2 separate regions of the Homo sapiens genome follow, and region 2 is linked to region 1. Evidence: chromatin loops called from intact Hi-C (ENCODE). Cell type or tissue: heart right ventricle. All regions are shown on one strand. Links, peaks and the distances in the headings refer to the core of each region. The heading gives the core; the rest is flanking DNA. Region 1 overlaps ANKRD16 (ankyrin repeat domain 16). Region 2 holds the start of LOC107984199 (a long non-coding RNA gene).

Region 1 (16,275 bases), core at 3,042-11,041:
GAGAGAAAGAGAGGAAGAGACAGAGACAAAGGAGTCAAAGAGGGAGACAGAGAGAGGAAGAGACAGAGAGGCTGAAAGTCAAAGAGAGAAGGAGAGAGAGGAAGAGACAGACAAAGAAGAGTCAGAGAGAGAGAAACAGAAAGTCAAAGAAAGAGAGGGAGAGACAAAGAGGGAGTCAGAAGGAGAGAGAAAGACAAAGAAGAAGTCAAAGAGAAAGAAAGAGAGATGGAAATAGTAAAGAAAAAACAGTGTACCCTATTCCTTTAAAAGCCAGGGTAAATTTAAAACCTATAATTGATAATTGAAGGTCTTCTCTGTTACCCTATAACACTCCAATACCACCTTGTTATCAGTGTAAGCAAGGGCGTAGCCTGAAAGTACTGAGGCCACTGACAACCCATAGCCTTCCTATCAAAAATCCTTAACCCAGCAGGTTTCCTAACAGGGGATCTAACTCTTAACTAATTACCATACAAAGGTCCAACCAGACCTAGGAGGAACTCCTTCAGGACAGGACCATAGATGGTTCCTCCCCGGAGATTAAGGAAAAAAGACACAATGGGTATTCAGTAAGTGATAAGGAAACTCTTGAAGAAACAGAGTTAGGAAAATTGCCTAATAATTGGTCTGCTCAAACCTGCGAGCTATTGGCACTCAGCCAAACTTTAAAGTACTTACAGAATCAGGAAGAAGCCATCTATACCATTTCTAAGATAATATGGACTGAACGAGGTTTTATTAATAGCAAAGAAAAATTAAAATCCCAAACTTATAAGGTTTTCAACAAAAGTAAAGTTTGCTAAAATTTAACAGTGTAACATGTATTATCCTAACCTCTAATCTTATGGAAATCAGACCCTATCAGCGCCCCTCAAAGCTCAAGTCCATCAGTGCAGAGCCATCCACTAATACCCCTACTTATAGGGTTAGGAATGGCCACTGCTACAGGAACCGGAATAGCCAGTTTATCTACTTCATTATCCTACTACCACACACTCTCAAAGGATTTCTCAGACAGCTTGCAAGAAATAACAAAATCTATCCAGTAAGGATAGTAACTACGATCCCAAATAGACTCTTTGGCAGCAGCGACTCTCCAAAACTGCCGAGGCTTGGACCTCCTCACTGCTGAGAAAGGAGGACTTTGCACCTTCTTAGGGGAAGAGTGTTGCTTTTACACTAACCAGGCAGGGATAGTACGAGATGCCGCCTGGCGTTTACAGGAAAAGGCTTCTGAAATCAGACAACGCCTTTCAAACTCTTATACCAACCTCTGGAGTTGGGTGACATGACTTCTCCCCTTTCTAGGTCCCGTGACATCCATCTTGCTATTACTCACCTTTGGGCCCTGTATTTTTAACCTCTTTGTCAAATTTGTTTCCTCTAGGATCGAGGCCATCAAGCTACAGATGGTCTTACAAATGGAACCCCAAATGAGCTCAACTAACTTCTACTGAGGACCCCTGGACCAAACTGCTGGCCCTTTGACTGGCCTAAAGAGTTCCCCTCTAGAGGACACTACAACTGCAGGGACCCTTCTTTGCCCCTATCCAGCAGGAAGTAGCTAGAATGGTCATCACCCAATTCCCAGTAGCAGTTGGGGTGTTCCGTTTAGAGGGTGGGTTGAGAGGTGAAGCCAGCTGGATTTCCTGGATCAAGTGGGGACTTGGAGAACTTTTCTGTCTAGCTAAAGGACTGTAAATGCACCAATCAGCACTCTATAAAAATGCACCAATCAGCGCTCTGTGTCTAGCTAAAGGATTGTAAACACACCAATCAGCACTCTGTAAAATGGACCAATCAGCAGGATGTGGGTGGGGACAAGTAAGGGAATAAAAGCTGGCCACCCCCAGCCAGCAGCGGCAACCCACTCGGGTCCCCTTCCACGCTGTGGAAGCTTTGTTCTTTTGCTCTTCATAACAAATCTTGCTGCTACTCACTCTTTGGGCCCACGCCACCCTTAAGAGCTGTAACATTCACTGCGAGGGTCTGCGGCTTCATTCCTTAAGTCAGCAAGACCACGAACCCACCAGGAGGAACAAACAACTCTGAATGTACCATCTTTAAGATCATAACACTCACCGCAAGGTCTGTGGCTTCATTCTTGAAGTCAGCAAGACCAAGAACCCACCAGAAGGAATAAATTCTGGACACAATACCACAAAAAGACAAAGAAAGCAAAGGTGCGGGAAGAAACTTTTGGACAAGTTTGTCCAACCTGTGGCCCAGGTGGCTTTGAATGTGGCCCAACACAAATTTGTAAATTTTCTTAAAACATTGAGATGTTTTGCGATTTTTTTTTTTAAAGCTCATCAGCTATCTTTAGTGATAGTGTAGTTTATGTGTGGCCCAAGACAATCATTCTTCTTCCAATGTGGCCCAAGGGAGACAAAAGATTAGATACCCTGCTTTTGGAGGCGAGGGATGTGTTTATTGCCTTGGCCGTGGTGATAGTTTCCTGGGAGCACAAATATGTCTGAATTAATCAAACTGTATATATCAAGGATGTGCAGCTTTGTGTACCAATTATACCTCAGTAAAACCATTACAAAAAGGAAAAGAACAAAGGAAATGCAAATTCCTAGAGTCCACCCTGGACCTACAGGCCCAGCTCTCTGGGGCTGCCCAGCCACCTGTGTCCAGCAAGGTGGGGGCCTGAGAAGCACTGCCCAGGCCTTTGCTCCCCTAATGGACTATTTCACCCTTCCCTAACTCGTCAGACCTCCCATACCACATCCTCACTCTCAGCTGATCACCTGCTTTCCTATTTCACTGAGAAGTCGAAGCACCTAGAAGACAGCTTGGTGTTTCCCAGCACCAAGGGCCCCAGCTCCTGCTCAGCACCCTTCTGCTCAGCTTTCCCTCTTGAGGCTGGGGAGGAACCGGCAGGGTGAACGCGAGTATTTCTCCTCATGCACAAGAAGCTACTCAATGCAGCAGCTATGGCCGCCCCTGGGAACTAGCTGGAAGCAGCTGGGGGTTGCTGGGGGGAGGGGTGGGTGGGTGGGAATCTGCATCTTTAATAGTTTCTAATTTCAACTTTTATTTTAAATACAGGGGGTACATGTGCAGGTTTGTTACCTGGGTATATCGCGTGATGCTGAGGTCTGCAGTAAGGATCGCATCACTTAGCATGGTATCCAGTAGGTAGTTTTTTTGACTGGCCCCCGCACCCCTGGACTCTCTCCCTCTGAGAATCTGCATTTTTCTTTTTTTCAGGATCCCTAGGTTTGAAGGAATCTGCATTTTAACAAGACTCTAGTTGCTTCGTACAGACATTAGACTCATTCCTCCTCCTCACTTTCTGTTGGACCATTCTCTCAGCAATCTGTAAACTGTAATCTGCTCCATTAAAAAAACCAAAACATCGATCCACATCCCTCTCCACTGCTTCATTTGCAAGCTCCAGGTTCTGCCTTCCCATTCTCTCTCAAACCTGCTCTGATCTTTGTCCAGCTCCTCACCGACCCCTTCACGGAGGCCCCCAGTGCACCTGCGCAGTGAGGTCAGCTTCGCAGGGGCCCCCAGTGCACCCGCACAGTGAGGTCAGCGTTGGCTCTTGGCCTCTCTTCCCTGCGACTCTGCCCGGGCACCAGCCAGTCCTCATTCCCTCCCTACTGCTTTTTTTTTTTTTTTTTGAAACAGGGTTTTGCTCTGTCACCCAGGCTGGAATACAAAAGTGCAATCATAGCTCACTGCAGCCTTGACCTCCTGGGCTCAAGGAATTCTCCCACCTCAGCTTCCTTGGTAGCTGGGACTACAGGCACACCACGCCCAGCTAATTTTTTGTATTTTTTGTAGAGGCAGGGTCTCACCATGTTGTCCAGGCTGGTCTCAAGCCATCTGCCCGCCTTGGCCTCCCAAAGTGTTGGGATTACAGGCGTGAGCCACGTGCCTGGCCATTGCTATTTTTAAAATGTTGTTTCAATTACCCCCAGGGTGTCACTCCCCTTCAGGATGCTTTGGGCCTTCCAGAGTAGGAAGAGTAACAAGAGACCTGGTTCACCTGTGGTGAAGCCAGGAGAGGTGTCATGTTGGTTGAAATGCCTGCAGAACCCTCCTGTTGCTGTGCTCAGGCCAGAAGCTGCACAGAGCATGGGCCGATAAATGCATCCACTCCCCGTGCTTTCCCAGGAGCGCCCAGGCCTGTCCTCAGTATCAAGTCAATCACATTTTCAGCATGGTAGGAGGAGGCAGGTTCTGCAAATGCTGCAGGGTGGGTTAATCACACAGGCCAATCAAGTCCCTGTCGTCACCACGATTGGCAGAGGCCAGCCCTCACTCCCATCTTGTTTCCTTCTCAGTAAAAATCATGTCACGCAGCCAGGCTTGGTGGTTCACGCCTGTAATCCCAGCACTTTGGGAGGCCAAGGTGGGCGGATCACCTGAGGTTGGGAGTTCGAGACCAGCCTGACCAACATGGAGAAACCCTGTCTCTACTAAAAATAGAAAAATTAGCCAGGTGTGGAGGCGCACGCCTGTAATCCCAGCTACTCAGGAGGCTGAGGCAGGAGAATCGCTTGAACCCGGGAGGCAGAGGTTGCTGTGAGCCGAGATTGAGCCATTGCACTCTAGCCTGGGCGACAGAGCTAGACTCCAACTCAAATAAATAAATAAATAAATAAATAAATAAATAAATAAATATCACACCACATCACTCTTTCCAACTGAAAGAGTGTAATTTAAAAAAGTGTAAAAACTGCCAAATGTAAGTCCACATTATTATCCATTCTTGTAGGAAACGTAATAAATGTGCTCCACAAATCCCCCACCCTCCTAGATACTGGCATTGAATGAGGCGCCCACGTGGGCTCTGCCCTGAACTTTTCTTCCTTCTTGCCCTTCTTCTTTCCTTCATGCCTCTGAGAAGGAAACTCTCCTTCTGCATCTGGAGCTGAGCTCCCCAAGGGCTTCTAAGCCTACTTCCCACACCTTCCGAAGAGCCTTATCCCACAGAGCCCTCACTCCCTCACCGCTGGCTTCCTCCCTCTGTGGGCTCCTTTCCCAGTCTGTAAACATGCCACATGCTCATCCCCTCACTCACCCTCTCGGAGAAAACTACTGTCCTGTCAAACTGCTTTCTTCTTTCCTTTCCTTCACCACACAATGCAGCCAAGGGTGCAGAGAGTTGCTCAGGCCCCTGTGCAGCCCATATCTCCCACCCACTCGCATGGCCCAACCTCCAGTGATCAAATCCAACAGCCGTTTCTGTCCCCAACCTGCCGCCCTTGCCTCCAGTTGAATTTGACAGAGATTACTCTGTCTACATCTTAAAAAAACGGAAACCAATGAAAGAGGCAACACACAAGACTCAATATGGACAGTAATACGATGGAGCATAAGACGGCCATGAAACACGACATTCACAAAGTTTTAAAGAGCATTAGGATTTGCTTGTAAAATAAAGTTAGAGGGCCAAGTGTGGTGGCTCACACCTGTAAACCTAGCACTTTGGGAGGCTGAGGCGGGCGCATCACTCGAGGTCAGGAGTTTGAGACCAGCCTGGCCAACATGGTGAAACCCTGTCTCTACTAAAAATACAAAAATTAGCCAGGCATGGTGGAGGGCGCCTGTAATCCCAGCTACTCAGGAGGCTGAGGTATGAGAATTGCTTGAACCCAGGAGGTGCAGGCTGCAGTGAGCCGAGATTACGCCACTATACCCCGGCCTGGGTGACACAGCAAGACTGTCTCCAAAATAAATAAATAAACAAAGTTAAGGGAAAAACTGCACGTGCAGCATCAGCTCAACCGTATGCATTTTATTTATTTTTTATGTAGGTATTTTTTTTGAGATGGAATCTCACTCTGTTGCCCAGGCTGGAGTGCAGTGGCGCGATCTCAGCTCACTGCAAGCTCCACCTCCTGGATTCACGCCATACTCCTGCCTCAGCCTCTCGAGTAGCTAGGACTACAGGCGCCCGCCACCACACCCGGCTAATTTTTTGTATTTTTAGTAGAGACGGGATTTCACCGTGTTAGCCAAGATGGTCTTAATTTCCTGACCTCGTGATCTGCCCCCCTTGGCCTCCCAAAGTGCTGGCATTACAGGCGTGAGCCACCGCGCCCGGCCCTGCATTTTATTTTTTATTTCTTGAGAGGGAGTCTCACTCTGTCACCCAGGCTGGAGTGCAGTGGTGTGATCTCGGCTCACTGCAGCCTCTGCCTCCTGGGTTCAAGCGATTCTATGCCTCAGCCTTCCAAGCAGCTGGGACTACAGGTGTGCCCCACCACACCTGGCTAATCTTTTTTTTTTTTTTTTTCTGAGACAGAGTCTTGCTCTGTCGCCCAGGCTGGAGTGCAGTGACATGATCTCAGCTCACTGCAACCTCCGCCTCCCGGGTTTAAGCAATTCTCCTGCCTCAGCCTCCCAAGCAGCTGGAACTACAGTCGCATGCCACCATGCCCAGCTAACTTTTTTGTATTTTTAGTACAGACAGGGTTTCACTGTGTTAGCCAGGATGGTCTCGATCTCCAGACATCATGATCCGCCCGCCTCGGCCTCCCAAAGTGCTGGGATAACAGGCATGAGCCACCGTCCCCAGCACGCCTGGACAATTTTTGTATGTTTAGCAGAGATGGGGTTTCACCATATTAGCCAGGCTAGTCTTGAACTCCTGACCTCAAGTGATCTGCCCGCCTCGGCCTCCCAAAGTGCTGGGATTATAGGTAGGGGCCACCGTGCTCAGCCCTATATGCATTTTTAAAGACTAAGGGAAAATAAGAGTGGTTCCATCTGGGTGGTGGAACTATAGATTATTTTTGTTTTCTCCTTTACTATCTTCTGTATTTTACAATAGGCCTTACAAACAAAAGTCTGGGAGATTAAAAGGGACATTTTTCTGGTCTGCCACCTGCTGGTGGATTCTAGCAACGTCCTGGGTTAAATTAAATTCAGTGCTTGCTCCTCCCTCTTCTCACTGTCTGAGCACCCTCCCTATAGTTCCCTCCAGCTTCTTTAGCCTGACTTTTGCCATCTCGTTTCCATTTTGTGATCCTTTCCCTCTTGTCTTGTGTATTTTCTCGTGTAAGTTTTTTTGGTAATATATGTTAGGTCCTCGCTATTTTCAGGTCATTACAATTTTTACCTCTTTGCATCTCTTTTCAGCGACTTCTGCTTTTTTTTTTTGAGACGGCGTCTCGCTCTGTTGCCAGGCTGGAGTGCAGTGGTGATCTTGGTTCACTGCAACCTCCAACTCCCGGGTTCCAGTGATTCTCCTGCCTCAGCCTCCCAAGTAGCTGGGATTACAGGCGGGTGCCACCACGCCTGGCTAATTTTTGTATTTTTAGTAAAGACGGGATTTCACCATGTTGGCCAGGATGGTCTCGATCTCCTGACCTTGTGATCTGCCTGCCTCAGCCTCCCATAATACTGGGACTACAGGTGTAAGCCATCGTGCCTGGGCGAGACTTCTGCTTTGATTGAGCTTAGTAACACACACTCACCATGGGAGCGGGTGTGCTTTTAGGACAAGCTGACAGCCCTGGTGGAAGTGGGTGTTAGTTAAGGCAATCAGAAATCCTGGCAAGTGTAGTACGTGCTCTGGGAGGCAGGTTAAGCCACAATTGGCAATCAATGCCCTTGGTCACATTAGTGAGAACGCCCTGGCAGCCATGTGGAGGGTGGATTTGAGGACTTGGAGAGGTGTATTTAAGACATGGCTGCCACTCTCTAGGAGGAGAGTGAGAGAGCTTGGGCAGGAGTCGCAGTAGGGATGGTGTGGAACAGGCAGATTAGAGAGCCGCCCAGCAGCTGTCCTCTGCAGGGACTCCTTAAGAGGGAGGAGTCATGACTGACCCCCAGCTTTCCAACACAGGTTGGGTGAGCTGTGATGCCACCAACCAAGGCAGGAATGCAGGCCTGTATGTCAGTGGGTTGTGGGGAAGGCTGGGTTTTGAATAAACTGAATGTGAGATGGCCTCAGAACATCCATGCAGAAACGTAAGCAGGCAGTGGAAAGTAAGGGCTAGAGAGAGATCTGAGTGTTACTGACATTAGGGTGTAGCTGAAACCCGAGGCATGGACGACAACGCTTCAGGAGAAAATCCAGAATGACGGAGATGCTGGAGACAGAAGCTGGTACGCATGAGCACGGAGGGCCAGCCTGACAGAGGAGTGCAGAGGCAGAGAAGGAAAAGGCAGAAAGAAAAACCCAGGAGTGCATTATTGCATGTGGCAACAGTCCAGAAGGGGTAGTGATCAGTAAGTGAACTGAAAGGGTCAGTAATCTAAGGGCTAAAAGTACATCACTTGAAATGGCAAGCAGGACGTCACTGGTATCTGAAAGGAAGAGTCTGCACAGAGCAGCAACAACGACGCCAGACTGCGGGGGGTGGGAGGTGCCTATGAGCTGAGGGTATCAAGTAGAGACTCTTCATGAAAGTGTGTATGGGAAAAGATGCTCCAGAGGGAATAATAATGAGAAGGGGCTGCAGGGTGCAAGAGTCAGAGGACAAAATGAGACAATCTAGGTAAGGGCTTAGCACACTATCTCGCATTTACTAAGTGCTCAATGCACATAAAGGGCTTTTATCGCCCATTCATTAACTATATAATAATTTTAAATTTAAATGACAAAAATCAGTCCAAGGAGCCTGCATACCAGTCGGGGAGAAAAACAATCAACAAAATAAATAAATTATATGGTACATTTGCTAATAGCAAATGCTAAGAAGAAAAAATAAACTGGGGAAAGAAGATATCAAATGTTGAAGAAAAGGACACAATTTTAGATAGGGTGGCCTGGGCAGGCCTCGCTGAGAAGGTGGCTTGTAGGTAAAGACCCAAAGGAGGTGAGTAAAGTAACTATAATTAGGGAGTAATAGAAAAATATTAGTTATCATTGCCAGAGCATTCTTCATATATTATTGTTATGGAAACATCTGGTTATTATTCTATTATTGCTACTCTCTTTGCTGCAATTAATGTTCTTTTTTTTTTTTTTTTTGAGACAGAGTCTCATTCTGTCACCCAGGCTGGAGTGCAGTAGTGCAATCTCGGCTCACTGCAACCTCTGCCTCCCAGATTCAAGCGATTCTCCTGCCTTAGCCTCTCAAGTAACTGGGATTACAGGCGCCTGCCACCATGCCAGGCTAATTTTTTTGTTTTGTTTTGTTTTGAGATGGAGTCTTGCTCTGTCACCCAGGCTGGAGTACAGTGGCACGATCTCGGCTCACTGCAACCTCCGCCTCCGGAGTTAAAGCGATTCTCCTGCCTCAGCCTCCCAAGTAGCTGGGATTACAGGCGCATGCCACCACGCCGGGCTAATTGTTGTATTTTTAGAAGAAACTGGGTTTCACCATGTTGGCCAGGCAGGTCTTGAACTCCTGACCTCAGGTGATCCACCCACCTCAGCCTCCCAAAGTGTTGGGATTACAGGCATGAGCCACCGCGCCCAGCCCACGATTAATGTTCTTATAATCACTGCCATCTCTGGGTGTTTAGTAGTTTCAGCAGTGGCATCCAGTAACCACGGTTTCTATTACAAAGGTGCGTGGAATCTAGGAAAACCGGGGACAACAGTGTAACATGCTGTGTCATCATCATCAGCTGGTTTGTAAGGGCAGAAGCAAAGCCAAGTGGAAGCTGATCGTGCACGCAGCTGCTGCAAACACAAAGCTGCTCATGTGTGTGCTGAGGGGAAAGAGGGCAGTCCCAGACTGATCTTTCAGTCCCACCTGTACACGTGAAATAGCCGCACAACAGGACCATCTTCAGACCTAGAGGGCATTGACGCAGGCATCTCTGGAGGAACAGAAAAGTGGTAACTACATCTCAAATCAGTGCAGATGGAGAGTGTGTAATTTAGAGGTCACAAGACAGGAGTGTTTCTACCAGAACACTGATTTGGTGGTTAGAAACAGGAATCCGCTGATGCCATCTGGGAATAATTAAGACGAACGGGAAATTCTTGCTCTGTGCCAAACCGAGCCCAACGCTGAGAGTAAGGTGGGTGTGTAATAAGCACTTACTGGATCACACTGAATAAGAGGATTCAATGTTGCTTGTGACTGATGCATACAATGATTAAAAAGCCTGATCTAGACTAATAATTATTCTTTGCAATTCAGAGAGAAGGATCAAAAAAGGAAAAGAAAGAAAAGGAAAAAAAAGTAGAAAAAGAATCTAAATGCCTGAGGACTCATCCTATCTTTACTCCGTTTAAGAGGCTATAATATTTTTTAAAGCTAAATGTCAAGTGTTTCATTCCTTAAGTCACAGGCTTCCGTGGGTGGATGGGACAGGCCAGAAAAATGGGTTTTAAAGACAAAACCCCATTCTTAAACTCAGGTTAACAGAAGTTTTGTAAATATCTTAGTTACATTTTCTTTTTTTCTTTTTTTTTTTGAGACGGAGTCATGCTCTGTCGCCCAGGCTGGAGTGCAGTGGCGCTATCTCAGCTCACTGCAACCTCTGCCTCCTGGGTTCAGGCAATTCTCGGGCCTCAGCCTCACTGGTAGCTGGGACTACAGGCATGCACCAGCACAGCTGGCTAATTTTTGTATTTTTAGTAGAGATGAGGTTTTATCATGTTGGCCAGGCTGGTCTTGAACTCCCGGCCTCAAGTGATCTGTCTGCCTCAGCCTCCCAAAGTGCTGGGATTACAGGCACGGGCCACCATGCCCGGTCCTTAGTTACATTTTTTACATGTATTTATTACTTGAAGGGGGTCAATACTGAATTTATCTATTAAAACAAACAAAAACCCTCAAGATTAAAACTTGATAGCTTAACTAGCAGTGCTTAGAATATATAAAAGTTTTTATTAATTTCTTGTAAATGCCTGTGTAAACAGATTATAAGTATGTCCTTCTTGGCTACGAAACCAAAAGTGAACCATTGTAATGGCCAAGTAAAAGCTTATGAAGGAAGAAATTAAATGGGCCAACTGCATTTTATAGCTCAAGCTAATAGCAACGTATGTGATATTTTTGTTATTATTATCACAGCCTTACCATGCAGCAGTTACTATAAGATATTTCATATGTTTGTGAAAGTGTGTATGCTATATTATATTCATGCATGGTACATGCTTCTCTAAGGATCCCACAGCCTGATCGCGCAAACGTTATCTATTCTACTTTAAGAGTACAAAGAGTGAAATATGGACTACGGGAAGATTATGACTGTGCTTGGGACTCCATAATGTGCCTGTCATGGAGCTGGGAACTCAGCCCCCTGATCACTGGGAACTCCTCAGCAGGAGTGGAACATGCAGGATGAGGGAAGGGAGGAAGTGGAGGAGATGGAAAACTGGCTTCCAACTGGTTTCGCTGAATCTGTGACTGACTTAAGAAGCAGGATATGAATTACCATGCACTTTATTGCCTCCTCTTGGAAACATCCTTATGTCATTGCGCTATGGCCAGAGCCCTGAAGGACATCTGCTCTCCTTGGGAGCTGCTGAGCCAGGGTGCCCGTGATGTCTTCAGAATCCTTCAGTCCCGACTGCAGGAGAAACTTGGCACAGGCCAAGTGCTGACCTGCACAGGCCAGATGCAGGGCTGAGGGGTGACAAAAATCACATGGACTTAAAACACAATCCCTGGAGCAATACTGACCTCATGAGTTGATAGTGCCCAATAAAAATATCAATTCTTTCAATATCTTCCGTAATCCATCTTCACAACTTCACCTATACTAGATCAAAATATTTTTGTTTCTAACCTGATTGGGTTGAAAATAGTTTTAAAGATAACAAAACCAGTTAGAGAGGATTTAAGAAATTTATCTAGGCTGGGCGTGGTGGCTCATGCCTGTAATCCCAGCACTCTGGGAGGCTGAGGTAGGCAGATCATGAGGTCAAGAGTGTGAGACTAGCCTGACCAACATGGTGAAACCCCATCTCTAATAAAAATTAAAAAATTAGCCGGGCGTGGTGGTGCATGCCTGTAATCCCAGCTACTCGGGAGGCTGAGGCAGGAAAATCGCTTGAACCCAGGAGGTGGCGGTTGCAGTGAGCACTGCACGCCAGCCTGGGTGACAGAGCAAGACTCTGCCTCAAAAAAAAAAAAAAAAGAAAAAGAAACTTATCTAAAGCAAGAAGCAACAGAGCAAGTTAACAAGATATAGGATACATCCTCTTCATACGCCTGAATGCTCTGGAAACACACTTTAAATGGTACAAAAAACTTTCTAAAAGGCTTATTGAATTTGCTTTGTAAGTAAAAATATCACCACAAATAATCACGTAGCCAAAAAAACACTTTTGAACAAGCTTCCCACTCTGGGTGCAGAAATCAGCACTGAGGTTCCTGGTGTGCTGAGTTCAGGGGCACTGGTGATTCTGCTGCTTTCCCTCCAGCAGAGAAGCTGTGTCCCTTCCTGGGCAGAGCAGCTGCCCTTTCCAGCCCTAGAGTGAGTAGTTAGGTACCTGCGAGTCTTTGAAGCATCAGAAAGATCCCACTAGGCCAGGCGCGGTGGCTCATGCCTGTAATCCCTGCACTTTGGGAGGGCGAGGTGGGCAGATCACTTGAGGTCAGGAGTTTGAGACCAGTCTGGCCAACATGGTGAAACCCTGTCTCTACTAAAAATACAAAAATTAGCTGGGCATGGTGGTGGGCACCCGTAGTCCCAGCTACTTGGGAGGCAGAAGAATCGCTTGAACCCAGGAGGTGGAGGTTGCAGTGAGCCAAGATCGTGCCACTGCCCTCCAGACTGGGTGACAGAGCGAGACTTTGTCTCCAAAAAAAAAAAAAAATTCCACTAAACCCTTGCAAGATGGCCTTTGGCTCACAGAATGTTAGAGGGTTTATTTTAAAGTCCAAGTCTAAAGAATTTGCTCTCAGCAGATGTTTCTGAATATTCTAAATAAAAAAAATCATAATGAATATAGTTTCTAAATATACTCCAAAATGGATGACCTGTGAAGAATTGATACGATACCTGGCTAGCAGGTGTCATCATGGATTAGAAAGAAACTGCTTTTATGATGCATATATTGTTATGGTTTAAAATAACAACAAAGATTAACAACAGCAGTTGTAATGAGTGGCAGTCATCATCACTGTTATAATAACAATTATATGAAGGCTTTGCAGAGAAAAAGATATTTTAAGGAAAAGTAGCTGAGCTATTAGAAGAATAACATTAAGGCTGGTCACAGTGGCTCATGCCTGTAATCCCAGCACTTTGGGAGGCCAAGGCAGGTAGATTGTTTGAGGTCAGGAGTTCAAGACCAGCCTGGCCAACATAGGGAAACCCCATCTGTACTAAAAATACAAAAATTAGCCAGGCATGGTGGTGCATGCCTGTAATTCCAGCTACTTGGGAGGCTGAGACATGAGAATCACTTGAGCCAGGAGGTGGATGTTGCAGAGAGCTGAGATGGCGTGCCACTGCACTCCAGCCTGGGCAACAGAGGGAAACTCTTGTCTCAACACCACCACCACTAAAAAAAAAAAAAAAAAAAAAAAAAAAAAGGAAGAATATTAAAATCATTGTTTTAAATATAAAAGTGTATTGGTTATACTCAGTTTACTAATTTCCAAGGCATATATAAAATTAAACGGTACCTGATCGATTTTTTTCATCTTTAGAATTGATGTCAGCTCCCAAGGATAAGAGAGTCTGAATTGTACTTGTATGTCCTTCCTGAATTGAAACAAATTTGTTATCACTGTGATGAGGATAAAAGAAAACCTTTTGCAAACCAAAAAGTATCTGAGACAGGTCTCAATCAATTTAGAAGTTTATTTTGCCAAGGTTAAGGACATACCTGAGAGACAGGTCTGTGTCTCTCTCCAAAGATGATTTTGAGGGCTTCAATATTTAAAGGGGAAAAGAGGGCTGGAGTGAAGAGGAGGAGGGTATGGTCACATTACTGAATCCACATTGCAGGATAAAAGGAGCAGGGGGGGGATTAGGCAATGATACATTAAATATCTCTTTCCACTCAGTAAATTGGCACTTTACATAAGATAAGGTGAATATAAAGTAGCTACCTGTGGAAATATTTAACCCTTTATCTGTAGCTATCTGCTTAGGAACAAAAGGAAAGGCAGCTTTCTGCATGACTCAGCTTTCAGCTTAATTTTTTTTCTTTTGGCAGAGTGAGTTGGGGGTCTTACGTTTTTATTTTCCTTTCACACTTTAAACACAGACTCTAACATATATTAGGCACCTTTTCTAAAACAGTCGACTGCTAAAAGTGAATTTTCATCTTTTTTTCCCTAATTTATTCTTTTTTTTTTTTTTGTAGAGACAAGGTCTCACTATGTTGTCCAGACTGATCACAAACTTCTGGGCTCAAGGGATCCTCCTGTCTCAGCCTCCCAAAGTGTTGGGATTACAGGTGTGAGCCACTGCGCCCAGCCAAATTTTCATATCTAAAGTAAGATATTGTATCATTCTCAATTCTAATATAAATCATTAAATAAATATTTTGGTGACATTTAATTATTAGAATATAGATGATCAACTCTGTGAGCCAAATTACTGACCCAATGCAGTTAGTTTCCATCATTGTGAGCAGTACAAATCTTGTGATTTATACAGAACCCAAAACTCTAAAATTTCCCAAGCAAATATACTCTTTGTTGAAATCTTTAGGGGAGAGATAAACTAGAAAAGATCATAACCGCTCATAAATGGGAATTCCTATTACAGCTAGTAGGAATTATTATAATAAATATTTTATAAAATAAAAATATTATTTATATATATATATATATATATATATATATATATATATATATATTTGAGATGTAGTCTCACTCTGTTGCTTGGCTGGGGTGCAGTGGCATGATCTTGGCTCACTGCAACCTCCACCTCCCGGGTTCAAGCGATCCTTCTGCCTCAGCCTCCTGAGTAGCTGGGACTAGTGGCATGTGTCACCACCCCCAGCTAATTTTTTTGTATTTTTTAGTAGAGACAGGGTTTCACCATGTTGGCCAGGATGGTCTTGATTTTTTTTTTTTTTTTTTGACACAGTCTCACTCTGTCGTCCAGGCTGGAGTGCGGTGGTGCGATCTCGGCTCACTGCAAGCTCCTCCTCCCAGGTTCACACCATTCTCCTGCCTCAGTCTCCCTAGTAGCTGGGACTACAGGCACCTGCCACCATGCCCGGCTAATTTTTTGTATTTTTAGTAGAGACGGGGTTTCACCGTGTTAGCCAGGATGGTCTCGATCTCCTGACCTCACGATCCACCTGCCTCAGCCTCCCAAAGTGCTGGGATTACAGGCTTGAGCCACTGCGCCTGGCCGGTCTCGATCTCTTGACCCCGTGATCCGCCCGCCTTGGCCTCCCAAAGTGCTGGGATTACAGGAGTGAGCCACTGCGCCTGGCCTATAAAATAATTTATACACTCTTTGTCTAGCCAGTTAGTCTGCTACTATGTGATGAGACTACAGTTAAGGTTCCAGGTTCACTCTTCCTATGGGAGCACCCTGCGGCCACAGAGCACATCATGTGTATCTACCCAGCTGCTCGAAAGCAGGACATCAGGCAGGAAAATGTAATTGATCAGAAAAACAAGTAGGCCGGGCATGGTGGCTCACGCCTGTAATCCCAGCACTTTGGGAGGCCGAGGTGGGTGGATCACAAGGTCAAAAGTTCGAGACCAACCTGGCCAACGTGGTGAAACCCCGTCTCTACCAAGAATACAAAAATTAGCCAGGCATGGTGGCAGGCACCTGTAATCCAGCCTGGGCAAAAAAGCAAGACTTTATCTCAAAACAAAAACAAAAACAAACAAACAAACCAAAAAAAAAAAACAAAAAATAAGTAAAAGCATAAAGCCAATAGATAATGTTAAGGATAATATGCAAAACGCTCCTAGCATTTAAAACAGCTACTTTTCCAGTGAAAATGTTTGCTTATCTTCAATATACCCCAGAGAGCCTAGTAAATGCAATTCTCTTGCCCTGGCTGAAGAGTTCTTAACTTCTGAAATCCAGTATAAGAACAGAGAGCCAGGAATTTCATACAATGGGTATTTATAGCTTCAAATAACGTTATTCCTGAAAACAAAAACCTGTGTGTGAGGGGGAGGCACTTTATGGAGTAAAAGGCTTTTTTTTAAAGTTTTGTCTAGCAACAAATTCAAGTCAGGTTTCTATTTAAAGAGATAAAGCGCTTCAGAATCCTGACCATTTCAGAAGAATATCATGGGCAATTTCTTCCATAGAGATGGGGTCAAAGAAACCAGGCTGCAGAGCTACTGATCAAAGAAGTAAGGCAAGCCTCAGGGAAGCTCGGACAACGTTATAAGAAGTAACAAACCTTAGCTGCATAATGAAGTGCTGTGAGGTGGGTTGATGTGGCTCTCACATCTA
Region 2 (16,275 bases), core at 3,802-11,801, 240 kb before region 1:
ATAAGGAGGGCACTGGGCATATTCTCAAAGCAGTGTCTCTCCAAGGGAAAGTGACAGGAGGGTATTATGGGGCAATGGAGAGGGCAGAGGGTGCATCGTCGCATGTAGAGCAGGGGTCTCTGTGGCACAGGACCCTGTCATCATGCCAGCACATGGGTTGCATGTTATGGTCCTGAAGCTGCAGCTTTTCCAGGGTAGAGACTTAGCATTGTCATGAGGAAAGTTCACTGGGATTCACGTCTAAGTTGCCAGGGTCTTTCAGGAGCTGGTTCTGACCAACAGGGTGGCCTCATTCCACCCAGGGTTGGGAAGAGTAGGCTGCAGGGCAGGAGGCTGTAACCCAGGCTGATGGCTCAACTGGATTAAATTCCTCCGGTCCCTGGATGTGGTGGCGCACACCTGTGGTCCCAGCTGTACTCAGGAGGCTGAGATGGGAGGATCACTTGAACCCAGGAGGTCAAGGCTGCAGTGAGCTGTGATCACACTACTGCACTCCAGCCTGGGCAACAGAGCTAGACCCTGTCTCAAAAAAAAAAAAAAAAATCCTATGGTGGTCCCTGGAGACCCTCCTTGTCTCCTTACACTTCAGCCCTGGTGCATTTTCTGCAGAATTAAGATCTGAGTCAGTCAAAGGGTATAACATTTTAGCTATGCAGGATGAGTAAGTTATTTGAGATCTAATGTATGGCATCATGAGTACAGTTAATAATACTGTATCCTGGGAATTTGCTAAAAGATTTTATCTTAAGTGTTCTCACCACACACACAGAAATACTGTCGCTACGTGAGCTGATGGGTTTGTTCATTAGTTTGACTGATAATCATTTCGGTCTATACATATATCAAAGCATCATGTACACCTTAAATATATACAATTTTTATTTGTTAATTATACCTCAATAAAGCTGAAAAAGTCTTTTTAAATTAATTTTAATTTTAGAAGAATTGAGAGCATAAAGTGACCTTTGAGACCTTTCGCAGGCACCCTGCGTGTTTCAGGTAAGAAGTCCGAGGCCCGGGGTGTGACACCCCCAGGCCACCAGCTCTGAACGACCTGTAATCAGGGTGGCCCAGCTCCACCCAGCCCGTGGCTCCCTGGGACTGAGTTGCCTTCAATGCCTCCAGGGCTGGGGATTACTGATGGTGGCAGGGAGCAGGGGCCTTCTAGATGACACCCTCCTGGGCCCAGGCCACAGTCAGCTTGGCGAGGCCCAAGGCTTCTCCCGCGGCTCCTCCCACGGCCCAGATGGGACGCAGGCCGATCTAGGCTGTCCCGCTCGTGCCCCCGTGTGGCCAAACGCTAAACACCAGGAGGGTGCAAATGGACCTGGGCAGCTTTTGAGCCTGCTGCACCTGTCACCCGCAGGTCAGGGCCAATGGAGTTCAGGACGTCTGCGCACCAACGACTCAGACCACAAACCTGTGCCTGAGCAGTGGCTGGCAAATATTTAGGGGTGAACCTGCAGCTCATTCATGAAAACTAAGAACATGCAGAGGACCCCGAGCTTCAAGCAGCTTAATGGTGACACTAAAAAGCTCACCTCAGCCTGGGCAACATAGGGAGACCCTGTCTCTGCAAAAAATTAAAAAATCAGCCGTGCATGGTGGTGTGTACCTGTAGTCCCAGCCCAGCTCCTCTGGAGGCTGAGGCATGAAAATTGCTTAAGCATGAGAAATCAAGGCTGCAGTGAGCCAAGATCACGCCACTGCACTCCAGCCTGGGTGACAGAGTGAGACCCTGTCTCAAAAAAGTTAAAAAGCTAACCTCAACAATCTCCCCTTTTGTTCTGATCTTCAGCAGTTACAGGATCCCAGAAGGATCACTTCCCCAAAGCAGCCCCTTTCGGCCCAGCCCCATGGCTAAATTCCCACTCATTATAAAGGGTAGGACACTCGGGGTGACTTATCCTCCAGTGTCTGGAGCCCACAATATTTTAGGGACCCAAGAAAACGTTCTTACTTCCACTCTTATTAATTAATTAATGTATTTATTTATTCTGAGACAGAGTCTCGCTCTATCGCCCAGGCTGGAGTGCACTGGCTTGATCTCAGCTCACTGCAACCTCTGCCTCCTGGGTTCAAGCGATTCTCCTGCCTCAGCCTCCCGAGTAGCTGGGACCACAGGCGCCCGCCACCACGCCCAGCTAATTTTTTTGTATTTTTTAGTAGAGACGAGGTTTCACCATGTTAGCCGGGATGGTCTCGATCTCTTGACCTCGTGATCCACCCACCTCAGCCTCCCAAAGTGTTGGGATTACAGGCGTGAGCCACCACGCCCAGCCCCCACTTCTTTTCAAGTCAAATTTTAATATAATAATAATATACAGTTATGAATCCAGCCTAGATTACATTCATATTTGTACCAACAGTCCTCAAATCGCATTTTTATTTTCTTTATAGAGAAAGAGGTCCCGGAAAGGAAAAGAGCCCCGACCAGGCCCCCTGTTCCTATGCAGCCCCAGGACTCTGTGCCTCTGAAAGCTCTCACTTATAAAGGTAAAATCCATTTCCAAAGACGAGGAGCACCGTGGGCCCATTCTCGCTTGCTTTCTCTGAGACAGCACAGATCTGAGGGGGTGTCCAGGACAGTGAAGCCATCAAAGAGCGCGTGACAGGAAGGGGGATGCTTGGCCTGGAGTGGGCAGAGGAAGACAACACGGGCTACGCGGGCGTCTCCACCTCCGCAGAAGCAGTGAGAAGAAAGGAGCAGTCAGGCACAGCTGGGTTCGTCTTCCCGGGAATGTGATCTGGAGGAAACGGTTTAACCTCCCAGACCTCCCCACATCTGTAAAGCAGAGAAGACAGCAGCACTTGCCCGATGCGGCCATCTCGAAGGCTCGCCACCCGCGGGAGGCACCGGAAACGGAACTGCCAGGACCCTTTTCTCAAGATGGCGCCCAAGGTAATGAAGGAAGCGCCTGCCCCTCCCAAAGCCCAAGCCACAGTAGGGGCTTTGAGGACCAAGGAGGCGGTGCTGAAAGGTGTCCACAGCCACAAAAAGTAGATCCGCCGTCAGCCACCCTCCGGCGGCCCAAGACGCTGCAGCTCCGGAGACAGCCCAGCTATCCTCGGAAGAGCACCCGAAGGAGCGTCCCCAACCCGAGTCCGCCATAAAGACGTTATTAGATTGGTGCAAAAGTAATCATGGTTTTTGCCATTACTTTAGATGGCAAAAACCGCAATTACTTTTGCACCAGCCTAACAGAAGACAACCACACACGTGCTTCTTATGGATGTCAAAGCTGGCAGGCGCTGGGCAAACAGGCTGGAAAGAAGCCCTCCGACATCGGTATGCCCAAGGCCCATACCCTGCTCAGGCCCGAGGTTCAATTGGCACCTGGCTAAGATGGTTTGGATGCTGCCCACAAAACCGGGTCATCTAAACTGTGTCCAGAGCTGGGCATGGTGGCTCACACCTGTAAGCCCAGCACTTTGGGAGGCCAAGGTGGGAGGGTCCCTTGGACCCAGGAGATCAAGACCAGCCTGGGCAACATAGTGAGACCTCATCTCTACAAAATTTTTAAAAATTTTTAAAAATTAGCGCAGCATGGTAGCTCACGCTTGTGGTCCCAGCTACTCAGGAGGCTGAGGTGGGAGAATCACTTGAGCCCAGGAGGTTGAGGCTACAGTGAGCCATGATCATACCACTGCACTCCAGCCTGGGTAACCGTGTGAGACCCCATCTCAAAAATTAAAAGTAATTAATTAAAAAATAAAATAAACTGCATCCAGCTGGCTAATCCTAAATATATACTTTTTCCCATGAAAAGAGTGGAGCCATCATAATAATGTGCTTTTGCTCTCATTTCCCAGGTGGACCCTGAGCCAGGCCGCATCCAGTGGGGAGCCCTGCATGGGCAGCAGGTGAAGCCCCTTGGAGATGCCCAGGGATCCAAAGGCGACATCATTGATGGCAAGGCTGCCCCTCTTGGTCTCTGGGTTTGCCACCACTCTGGCTTGGAGACAGGTGCTGCAGCCTTCCCAATGCTGGGCTCACTCTGGACTCGTCATGAAGTGCTTTCTGCCAGGGCACCCTGGTTGGAAGTTTAGAAGCCCTAAAGGACAGCTACAATTGTGGCAGCTGTGAGAGAGCAGCTGTTGTTGATCCACACACGGGCCAGAAGGTTTATTCCGAGAGGTTCTGGAAATCTGCTGGGAGGGATGACTCCCTTGTGTGGGGAACACACTCAGATAGTTGCATATTCACTCATCTACACCACACCATGAATAAAACTTAGATTCCAGATTTTAAACACTGCCAAAGGGCAACTTCCTCCCTTTACCCACTGACCTCACAACTGCCCTCAGCACACAGTCATCCCAGACCTGCTCCCACAACAGGGCTCCCTCCACTGCTGCGGCCCGGCTCAGGGTCACCCTGGGAAATGATGGTTAAAAAATAAAAATGACTGAGGTGCCCGGTTCAGCCTTCTGTGCCGAATGAGCGCAGCAGCCAGGTGCAACCGGAATGACGGATGGGAACCAACAGATGTCCCTCCCACATGGCACCAGCAGCCAGGGCCCCTGAAGGCCACTGTTCACCTTGGCCCTCATCCTGCAAACATGTTCGGAGCTCATTCTCTGAGCCAGGCTGTGTGCTGGGCATGGAGCTGCTGGGGTGAGGGCAGACAGGACCTGGCCTCTAGCCTCAAGGTCCTTGCAGTCTGGGAAACTTTACAAGCACGTGAATAAAGTATTCGAATCAAGAAAGATAGGAACTGTTATAGAATTAAAAGCAAAGTGCTTTGGGTAGAGTTACAAGCAAGGTACCTGGAAACCCAGAAAGAGAAGGATTCTTCAGTCTGGGAGGAAATTAAGGAACATTCACAAGGGTCAGAAATGAGCTGGGCCCTGAAAGATGGAAAGGAATTTCCTGCTTAACTAGAAAGCTTTCTCCACAGTCCGAAATATGTTTCACAGTGAGAAGGAGGATAGGCAGGGAACACGTTGGCGTTGTTGTGGTGTGTTGTTGCTGTTTTTTTTTTTTTTTTTTTGAGATAGAGTCTTGCTCTGTCGCCCAGGCTGGAGTGCAGTGGCATGATCTCGGCTCACTGCAAGCTCTGCCTCCAGGGCTCACGCCATTCTCCTGCCTCAGCCTCCCAAGTAGCTGGGATTACAGGCGCCCGCCACCACGCTGGGCTAATTTTTTTGTATTTTTAGTACAGACAGGGTTTCACCGTGTTAGCCAGGATGGTCTCGATCTCCTGACCTCGTGATCCGCCTGCCTCGGCCTCCCAAAGTGCTGGGATTACAGGCGTGAGCCACCGCGCCCGGCCTGTTGTTGTTTTAAGCCAGCAATACACCTCACCACATTAGTGTGGATGTCTGGAGAAAGTGTTGAGACTACATTGGCATCTAAAAATTCCAGTTGTGTCGAACGTAGCGGCTCACGCCTATAATCGCAGCAATCTAGGAGGCCAAGGTGAAAGGATTTCTTGAGCCCAGGAGATCAAGACCAGCCTGGGAAACATGGCGAGATCCCATCTCTACAAAACATTTTTAAAAATAGCCAGGCATGGTGGTGCACACCTGTGGTCCCAGTTTTTCATGAAGCTGAGGCAGGAGGATCACTTGGACCCAGGAGTTCAAGGCTGCTATGAACTGTGATTGCGCCACTGAACTCCAGCCTGGGTGACAGAGTCAGACCCTATTTCAAATAAATAAATAAAAATTCCAGTTGCTAAAGCCACAAATATCCAGAACCCACACACTGACCTGTGCCTTCCAGGACTGCAGGTGGGGTGGGTACTGTCTCACTGGTTACTATAACGGAGTACCACAGTCTGGATGGCTTAAACGGCAGACATTTATTTTCTCACGGTCCTGGAAGCTGGAAGTCCAAGGTCAAAGTGCTGGTGTGGTTGGGTTCTGGTGAGGGCTGTTGTCCTGGCGTGCAGACAGCCACTTTCTCACTGTGTCCTCCCGTAGCTTTTTCTGTCTGAGACAGAGATCTCTGGTGTCTTTTTCCTTTTGTTATAAGAACACCAGTTTTTTTGAAGAGAACAGTCCCACCTTTATGATTTCCTTTAACCTTACTCACCCCCTTAAAGGCCCTACCTCCAAATATAATCACATTGGAAGTTAGGGCTTCAAAATATGAATTTGGAGGAGGCCTAATTAAGTCTGTAGCAGGCATTCCCAGCAATGCATCAAAAAACAAAAACAACAAAAAAAAAACACGGAAGGTTGGAAAGAGAATGCAGTGAGGAAAGGGTCGGAAAGGGAGGGGCTGTGGCCAGGACGGGTGTCAGAGAGAACTGCCAAAGAGATTCGAAAACCAGGGACCCAGATCATCCTCCGGGCCACTCCCAAATCAAGGGAAGAGGCTGGACGGGTCCAGGGTCGTCTCCTTCTTTTCTGTGTCAGATCTCCTTGATTCTACACTAACTCCAGGCATCTTTCTTCCTGTCCTATCCAGTCCTCACCATAGACTCATTCTGGAAAGCGGGGAGGGATGGCAGGAGAGGGAGCAGAAAGAGAAACTATTACGCTGTAGGTCCCGGAGAACACTGCTCTCCCTGGGTCTGGGAGCTTAGGGACTTTCTGCCACACCCCACGCCTCACAAGACTGAAAGAGTTTCATCAGGGTCTGAGCTCTGGGATTTGGAAACACTCATGGAAAACAGAGCAGAGCCTGAGTTTTGCGGAGAATCCCTGCCTTCTCCTAAAATACTCCTGGAGGAGGCAGCATCAGAATGCATGCTTGAGACGCACCACAGGATCTGCTTCCCCAAATCCTCAAACACACAGGACAGATGCCTCCTGGTCCCCATCATAACCCATCAATCACGCCCCAAAGCCGCCTGAGCCCTCACCTCCCGACTCTCCGAAAGCTGCCAACAATTACTGCTGAGCCAGCAATGCATAATAGTCTCCTTTCTGCCTTCCCGTCTCTTTCTGTCTTTTGTTCCCTGCCTGGAAATCTATATAGCATGAAAGGAGCTGTTGAGGTGTGTGTGGTTTTTTTTTTACCAAGAATCGGAAAATTTGAGTCATCTTTTTACAAAGTTAGACTGCGAAGGTTGTAGTCCTCTCTAAGGATTTAATAATGAAGTGAAGAGACCAGAGGTGACCAGAAACAAGTATGAGAGGAAACGAGAAGCCGTTATTCATGGATTTCCTGCAGTGTGCTCAGCACAGTACTACTCTAGGAGTTGGAGGATTTTTTTTTAAAGTGGTGGTGCTAGGGGCTGAGTGGTGCTACTTACTGTCTATTCTTCTGTTCTTCCTCAGTAAGAGAAACCTTATATTGCTTGGGATGGCACTGTGCCCAAAGTAAAACAAACACATCAAAAAAAAATACACAAGGCTTGCTTGGCTGGCAGACACTCCTTTTGCCAAGCTCTTTCCATTTTCTTCCTGCCTGGAAGATAGACATGATGACCAGAGCTGTAGCAGCCATCTTGGGACCATGAGGGTCCCATGGTCAAAAGATCAAAAAAACTGCAAAAGCTTTGGCTGTGGTATACATGAGGGCTGTCAAACTACAGCCCATGAGTCAAATCTGGCCCACTACTTGTTTTAGTAAATAGTTTTGTTGGAACACAGTCATGCTCATTTATTTGTCTGGAGCTAATTTTGCCCTGTCTATGACAAAGGGGAGTGGTTGTAACCGAGACCACTTGGCCCACAATGCTAAAAATATTGACTATCAGAAAAAAAAAATTATAAACCTCTGCTCTAAACCACAGGCAGTAACTGCCTATCTCCAGACTTATTATGTAAAAAAAAAAAAAAAAAAAAAAAAAAAAAAAAATCCTCTTGTGTTTGACATGAGGTTTCTTGTGTTTAACATAACGTTTCTGTTACTCACAGACTAATAGATATAATACTGTTTACACTCGAGGCACTCAGAGTTTACACAGCTGTGGAAGCAGAACATGGCAACGTTTAGAAAATTAAGAAAAAAGACACATTCCAAATCATCGCCAACCAGCAGAACATAGCCCTACACAACCCCAAGCAGCAATATTCACGGCGTCCTCTAGGTGGAGCTCTGCAGTGCACAGCCTGGGCAGCTGGAGGCAGCAGCCCTGTATCTCTGGCTTCATCCTGCAGCCAATTAATTCAACCAGTATATGGGGATTATCTCTGTGTCAGACACTGTGGAAAGTGAATACAACATGGCCCCTGGTCTTTAGAAGCTTATAGGATAAAAGAAATATACCAAGTAGCCGTATGGTATGGACTAACTTGTGTCCCTCACCCAAATTCATATGTGGACGCCCTACCCCTCAATGTGACTGTATTTGGAGTTGGGGCCTTCGAGGGTGTAATTAAGGTTACATGAGGTCATAAGACTGAGGCCCTAAACCAAATAGGTCTGGTTCCTTATAAGAAGAGGAAGAGACACCCAGGATGCGCACACGCGGAGGAGAGACCGCGTGAAGACACCATGAGAAAGAAGGTGGTTTGTACATCAAGGAGAGAGGCCTCAGGGGAAACCAAACCTGCTGACAGTTTGATCTTGGATTTCCAGCCTCTAGAACTTGGGGAAAATGTATTTCTATTGTTTAAGGCCCCCAATCTGTGGTCTTTTGTTATGGCAGCCATAGCCAAGTAACACACAATTTAAATAGACCACATGGTGGCTCGAGGTCAGTGCTCCAGAGATTCAAATGTCACATAGCAAATAGCATCATTCCAAGGCCTGGAGGATAAAGACATGACAGCCCCTGTGTCCGCTGAGACAACCAACCATTGCTGCTCCACACACCTTCAGCAAGCACTGCTCAGGCTGGGGCACCTGATGCTGAGATCTCCCTTGATAGGTGTTCTATTTGAAGAGAAAAGATTGTGTCCCAGCTATTGAACGCCCACCCAGGCTTCATCCACCTGGGCACCCAGTCCGGTCCAGTCCATCTCTGCACTGGCAGGCACGGCCTGGCTTTCACATTCCTCTCTCACCGCCTCTCCCAACTCCATATCTGGCCTCCAGCTCTGCCAGCTGCCTGTTTACACCACACGCCACAATCTGATCAATTTTCCAGAACATGTGTGTTTCGGTTCATATCATTCCTTGACTGGAGATACAGAGCTCAGATTCCCTTTCTCCATGATGCATTTTTTAAAAACAACGAATTCTCAAGCACTGTTTTCCTCTTGTGTGGCATTCACTCCATTCTGGCTTCTGTTGAGACGATGTTGATAAAGCTGATGCATCTTTTATCCTCTCCTAAATGGGAGGGTCTTAAAGGGAAGCCAAGATCTTTGCATTTCCCTTCCCGAGACTCAGTTCAGAGCCATGTATTAGACATTCAACACGTGCCCATTAAATAATAGATCAATGATAGATCAATAGATGGATGATAGCTCAAGAGACAGATATATTGATTGATTGATGATAGATATATAAACAGATGATCAATGATAGATCAATAGATAATAAACAGATAAATAGATGATTGATGGACAGATAGATAGCCAGTGGCTGACACCTGTAATACCAGCTACTCAGGAGGCTGAGGCAGGAGGATTGCTTGAGTCCAGAAGTTCCAAGCTGTGGTACACTACACAGATCAGGGGTCCACACTAAGTTTGGCATCCATATGGTGACCTCGCAGGATCAAGGGACTGCCAGGTTGCCTAGGGAGGGGTGAACCAGCCCAGATTGGAAATGGAGCAAGTCTAAACACCCATAATGATCAGTAGCGGGATCACTCCCGTGAATAGCCACTGCACTCCAGCCTGGGCAAGATAGTGAGGCCCTGTCTCTAAAAAAAAATTGAAAGATGATAGATAATAGATAATCAATGGATGGATAGATAAATGAATAGATAGATGACTGATGGATGGATAGGTAGATAGAGGGATAATAGATGATAGAGAGAAGGAATAGATGATGATAGATGAGAGAGAAAGAGAGGTAATATTAAAGCCATCATTTCTGGCCTTGCAGGGAACACTCTCTCAGCCGTGTTTCCTGACTGCACTGGGGAGGATTTGGGTCCAAGCTCCTCCTGTAATTTCCTGAGGTCCTGTGAAATGATCCTGCCCTAGGCAGCTGCGTTCCCAGAGGAGTGTCCACCTGGGAGCACGCCACAAGCCCAGAGGAACATTCTGATTTCCTAATGGAACCAGATGTCCCAGTTTGGGCAAAAGGGCCTCCCGGGAAAACAGAGTACTGCCAAGGACTCAGTCTGGCATGTCCCCAGAGGGAGAGAAACTGTCCCCACCCACCACTTACTTGGATGGAATTGCTCCCCGGCATGCAGAGGTATCACTGTGTGAGGTCAGCAACGATGCGTGGAGGCCTGTCTCGAGGCGACCTTCTGGTGGGGAGGACATTCTCTCCGGTTGTATTTTCATTCCACTCAGTGTTTCCGTGCAGAGTGGAGTGAGCGCCCCTCCTTGACCTCATGAAGCTGCTCAAGGGCAAAACTCTACCTGGGACTCGATTTGCTTAGAAACAAAATACGCAAAGGAAACACCAATTCAAGGTAGCCTGTTATTCACGGCCAAGAGAGAGACTTCTCTGACACTTTGGATCTTTCCCTCCATCAATCATTTACTTCAGTGCTTGGAATGTCAGGAGGAAAATAATGAGTCACACCTGGTCTGAGGCAACCAAGTCACTTGTCAGCACAGAGTGCCTGCAATCACAGCACTCGGTGACCAAGGCCCAGATGCTTGGCTGCAGCTGGAGGCATAACAAGAGGTGCCAGAGAGAAAGACCAGTGAGATACTTTACAGCCAAGATCTGCAAAGCACACATCCAGGGACTCCAGCTTAGGAAGCCTGGCTGTGAATGTTTGTTGAATGCAAAGGAACACATCGTTGTAGGCTGGCCTGGGAGCCCAACACAAAATAAGAATCAGTGCCCAGCTGGGCTTTCAGTTTACTTGTTATTAGAAATATTATTGGGCTTTATCAAGTCTTGACAACTCTATTGCCCTGTTTGAAAGTGACACAGAATTAATCCATGGGCTGTCAGATCATCTGAGGAACGGCCTTATAGACCAGGCCAGTTTTAGATTCAGCCTGCTGGATGTGGGAGCCACATGTGGTGGGACAAGCACAGGTTGGGGGCTGGATGTGGGAACTCAGTAGCACCCAGCCTCTTGAGTAATACTGCTCTCATCAATGCTGTATTTAACCAAAACTGCACCTAAATCGTATCTTACCTATATTTCTTGAATACAAGTTTATACTCCATGCTATTTTAGAAGCAGCAAGGGACCCCTCTGACACCAAAGAAGAAGGAAAAAAATCTAACAATTAGACTCTTTGAAGTCAGCTTGTGATGGATTTTTTTTCCTATGGCTCAGTCAAGTTTTATAAATGACCTATTTCTGTTCTGCCGCCCACAGATTCCTAGAGGCTCGTAGGCAAAATCCCACGCTCTCCGGATGGCCAAATCTTGCCTTTTATGATCAAAGTCTCTCCCAGGTCTTTGAAAATCATAAGCATAAGAAGGATTACAGTAAGCCCTGTTATACATGTAAAATTCCATGGAATTAAGTCTCACTCTCTTCTTCGTGCCTGGTAGAAAAAGTATGAAGGAAAAGAAAAGTCACTTCAACAAATCTTCTGTTTCTTCATCCTCATCCCAGAAGAGTGCTGCCATTAATCAAAGTCGTTATAAAGCTTTGTAAACCACAGAGCACCATGGGAATCAAAATGAAGTTGTTCTTTATGCTATGTAATTGACTTTATTAATCCAAGACTTTAGAAGGTCAGCAGTCATCCCTCTTCTGTCTTCTCCAGTGTCCTTGGCAGAGTTAAGAGTCAAGTTTGCTCATGCCTTGTCCTGGTCTGCTGAGGCTGCTAAAACAAATTCTATATGGCTGGGCACAGTGGCTCATGCCTGTAATCTCAACACTTCAGGAGGCTGAGGAGGGAGGAATCCTTGAGCCTAAGACCAGCCTGGGCAACATAATGAGAACTTGTCTCTACAAAAGTTAAAAAATTAGACAGATGTGGTGGCACACGTCTGTAGCCTCAGCTACTCAGGAGGCTGACGTGGGAGGATCACTTCAGCCTAGGAGATTGAGATCATGCCACTGCACTCCAGCCTGCGCAACAGAGCAAGACCCCGGCTCAAATAAAAGCAAACAAAACCTAAACACTGGTGGTTTTTAAACAACAGAAATCTATTTCTCAAAGTTCTAGAGGCTGAGAAGTCCAGGATCCCTGCCTGGTGATGACTGCTCTCTTCTCCATAGACAGCGACTTCTTTCTGTGTCCTCATCTGCCTGAAGGGGCAAGGCAGCTCTCTGGCACCTATTTTTATTTTTGACACAGAGTTTCACTCTTATTGTGCAGGCTGGAGTGCAGTGGCACGATCTCGGCTTACTACAACCTCTGCCTCCCAGCTTCAAGCGATTTTCCTGCCTCAGTCTCCCAAGTAGCTGGGATTACAGGCGCCCGCCACCATGCTTGGCTAATTGTGTATTTTTACTACAGACGGAGTCTCACCATATTGGTCAGGCTGGTCTCAAACTCCTGACATCAAGTGATCAGCCCACCCTGGCCTCCCAAAGTGCTGGGATTACAGGTGTGAGCCAGTGCACCAGGCCTGGCACCTCTTTTCTAAGGGCACTGGTCCCTTTCAAGAGAGCTCTGCCCTCATAGCTAATCAGCACCCAGAGGCTCCACATCCTAATACCATCACTGTGGGGGTGGGGATTTGAACACAGGAATCTGGGGAGAGACAGACATTCAGACCACAGCATCCCCCAGCTCACCACATGATGAGGTGCAACATCTGTTCCTATACCTGCTCCCTGAAAAACAGACTCTGAGATGCTCGGGGCCAAGATTTGCTTTTATGTGTTCTCATATCATTAGTGCCCAGCAGAGAACTTAAAATAGAACAACTGGTAAAAAAAGGAAAGAAGAAGATGGGTGGGCTTGGATGGGGAAGATGGGGAAGAGGACCAAGGAGCAAGAGGATGTCCCTGCTTCTCCTCTGGTCTTACCCTCTGTCCCCAGCACAGTGGAACAAGCTTCGGGATTTGGATTCACACCAAGAACGGAGGGACTTTTCTTTGTTGATCACTCAGAGTGCAGATGGTGAAGCTAAGTGCACATCCTGGCTCAGCGTCCAGTGGCAGATTCTCCCCAGCCATGAAGTCCGTGTGCACAACAACCGCACACCTGGAGGCCAGATGCTAGAGTGAAATTGTATTTGAACGAATAAATGTGTACACAGGTGCGTGAGAGAGAGAGAGACAGAGACAGGCAGAGAGGCCTATCATCCATCTTTTCTGCCTTTTTTCATGGTTTGGAGAAAAAGGAGGCACTCTTTAGATTGGACCAATTTAAGACATCTTTTCATTCAACTTGTCGGAGATCACAAGACCTTCAAGCCAAAATCACTGAGGCCTCGCTGTCACTGTCATGTGGTGCTAATGTGGAGAAAAGAGAAAAGGCAAAGACTCCAGGGTCTGGAAATATTTTCTCAGCCATTACAGGGGGCACAGCCCCTGCCAGGGCCCTGTGCGCCCCACCTTCATCTCTCCACGGCACAGCTGCTCGAAAGATGAGCAAGCTGTCCAGCTTTGTTCTCAGAGCCAGTCTTACGCTCGTTTTTCCGAATAAAGGAACTCAACTGCCTAGAAGAAACAGGTGTTGCCCACTGGAGAGAAAGCACAAGCAGTTTAACAAAGTGGCCCAGGGCATGAAATGGACAGGGAAAGGCATTCTTTTCATCCCAAATGACTTCAGAGCTCTCTGCAGACTCACCTGGTAGCACAGATGGGATACCACAGGGAGCATTGCTATGGTCCAGGAGTAGACGAGATTCCACTCCCTCCCTGGAAGACCACGGGGAGCCCAGAGCTGAGCAAGAGATCCCACTGGGGATCCCACTGGGGTCTCTTGCTGTCTCCCTCACGACGCCTCCCACCTGCAGAAGGTGGGCAGCACCCCGCCTCCACGGGCTGGGGACAGAGGGTGCAGCTGCATTTTCTTACTGTGAAATGGCCCCTCAATTATGACCTCTCCAAAGGGGAGGGTTTGATACCAGGGACTTTGCCCAGAGCCAGACCTAGAAGACGCACCATTGTCCAGGGAGGGAGCCATACCAGCGCAGCGAGGCCAATCAGTGAGAGGCATTTTACCCAGCACTTTCCTACAGAGGAGATGAGGGTCGGCTCTGTGAGACAAACCTCAGGACACAGGGCTTTGCATACCTAGTTTGTCTGAGAGTAGTTCCAAAAAAAGTGTCAACACCCACTGTGGAATACAAGCTCCTATAACCAAAACCATGCCGTTGTGGCCAACAGGAATCTGAAAGGTGTTTGTAAGCACAACCGAGTTTCTAATTTTTTGGTTTTTTTGCCCTTCGTTGTTCCTCTATGCATTCAATTTTTATTATGAAAAAATCAAACATCAAAACACATGGAGAGTAACCCCATGTTTCTATTTGCCCCCCAACATGAGCAAATAGTAGCATTCTATCATGTGCTTCGTATCTTTTTTTTTTTTTTTTTTTTTTTAGAGATAGGGTCTCACTATGTTGCCGAGGCTGGTCTCGAACTTCTGAGCTCAAGCAATCCTCCCGCCTCAGCCTCCCAAAGTGCTGGGATTACAGGCGTGAGCCACTCTTCCTGGCCAACATCACTTTTTAAGAAATGCAATACAACAGAGGTGAAGTTCCCTGCGTTCCTATCCCCAAGCCACTGGTATCCCCATGATGCCAGTGTGTGGTTTCCATGATTTTATGTATTTACTGCATACGTATGAATTATTAGATGGGCTTTTTAAAAAAATTATACAAATTGACTCATACCATACACAGAAAAGTCTGGCAATTGTTTGATCGACCACTATATTTTTGAGATCTATTCGTGTTAAAACGTGTAGTTCTAATCCATCTTAACTTTTATCGAGTGTAGGTATGACATGTAAGATGTATATGATATTCTACATCTTACTCCCAACTGGTGGGGTTTTCACTATTACAGGTATCGCTGCAGTAAACAACCTCATACATGTCTCCTTGTGATATTGCCTGAGAGTTTCTTTAGGGTATTATTTATATAAAGTAGAATTACTGGGGACAAGGGGTATGCACATTTTTCATTGCATTAATATCAGCCAATAGCTCTCCAAAACAGACCTATCATCAATGTATTCCCCACTAGCAGCCTGTGCATTTCCATTTGCCCACATGGCCCACCCATCCACACTGTGAAACTCAGACCTTTCAATGACTGTCTCAATGGCGACATTCAATGGTAATCACTTTGTTGAATTAAATATTAATTTGAATTTCCCTGATCACTTCTCAGCATCCTTTCCTGGGAGTGGACATTTCAAGATCCCTCTTTTATAAAGCCCTGTTCTTATTCTTTGCCCAGTTTTTTTCTATTGGGTTGTTTATCTTTTCTTTTTTGTAGAAATGGGGTCTCTTTAGGCTGCCCAAGCTTGTCTCAAACTCCTAAGCTCAATCCTCCAGCCTCAGCCTCCCAAAGTGCTGGGATGACAGGCATAAGCCACAGCACCTGGCCCATTTTAATGATCTATCATAAGATCTTTATATATTTTGCTTGCCAATTACTTGTTATATATGTTGCAAACATCTGCTCCAAATCTGTCCACTGCACACTGCATTTGAAAATGTAAACTGAGAAGTCTTATGACTGCAGGACTCCTGAAATAGATGGTATGATCTTAAGGCGGGAATAGTTCACACAGCTGCAAGATCTACAAACATCAACAAAACCACACAACAGTCAATGTAACTTTCATATTTGGGGACCACTTTAGGCTTTTCAAGGCATCTTTTTTTTTTCTTTTTTGTGGGGACAGAGTCTCACTCTGTCTCCCAGGCTGGAGTGCAGTGGCACGATCTTGGCTCACTGCAACCTCCGTTTCCAAGTTCAAGCGATTCTCCTGCTTCGGCCTGCTGACTAGCTGGGATTACAACCATACACCACCACAGCTGGCTTATTTTTGTATTTTCAGTAGAGACAGGGTTTCAACATCTTGGCCAGGCTAGTCTCAAACTCCTGGCCCAAGTGATCTGCCCACCTTGGCTCCCCAAAGTGCTAGGATTATAGACATAAGCCACCCCACCCAGCCAAGGCATCTTTCAATCATTTAATTTCAGCCTCATAAAAACCTGAGGCGGCCGGGCGCAGTGGCTCACACCTGTAAACCCAGCACTTTGGGAGGCCGAGGCAGGAGGATCACGAGGTCAGGAGATCGAGACCATCCTTGCTAACATGGTGAAGCCTCGTCTGTACTAAAAATACCAAAAAAAAAAATTAGCCGGGTGTGGTGGCGGGTGCCTGTAGTCCTAGCTACTCAGGAGGCTGAGGCAGGAGA

Evidence for each region. Peaks named below come from ENCODE experiments on the same cell type or tissue, not always from the same donor. Only the 100,000 strongest peaks of a DNase experiment are listed, where the experiment ranks them.
Region 2: it touches region 1 in a loop (4-fold over the local background); 36 of 110 quality-filtered maps call a loop at or near these places.

Annotation. Positions count from the first base shown.
Region 1 is chr10:5,866,784-5,883,058 of GRCh38, forward strand. It overlaps ANKRD16 (ankyrin repeat domain 16), which reads right to left. Exons shown (of 8, transcript NM_019046.3): 5 at 16,223-16,275; 6 at 13,515-13,593; 7 at 11,314-11,504. The coding sequence ends at 11,347. Among named protein-coding and RNA genes, the nearest start is that of ANKRD16, 15 kb to the right of the region's middle. In heart right ventricle, for the core only: a CTCF peak has its summit at 6,859 (motif pointing left); a DNase peak (open chromatin) is centred at 6,858.
Region 2 is chr10:5,622,041-5,638,315 of GRCh38, forward strand. LOC107984199 (a long non-coding RNA gene) reads right to left here and starts at 10,985. Exons shown (of 2, transcript XR_001747344.2): 1 at 10,187-10,985; 2 at 2,357-2,785. It also overlaps the pseudogene RN7SL445P. In heart right ventricle, for the core only: CTCF peaks have their summits at 6,677 and 7,989 (motif pointing right); DNase peaks (open chromatin) are centred at 7,981 and 10,142; H3K4me3 peaks cover 1,059 bases; H3K27ac peaks cover 3,120 bases.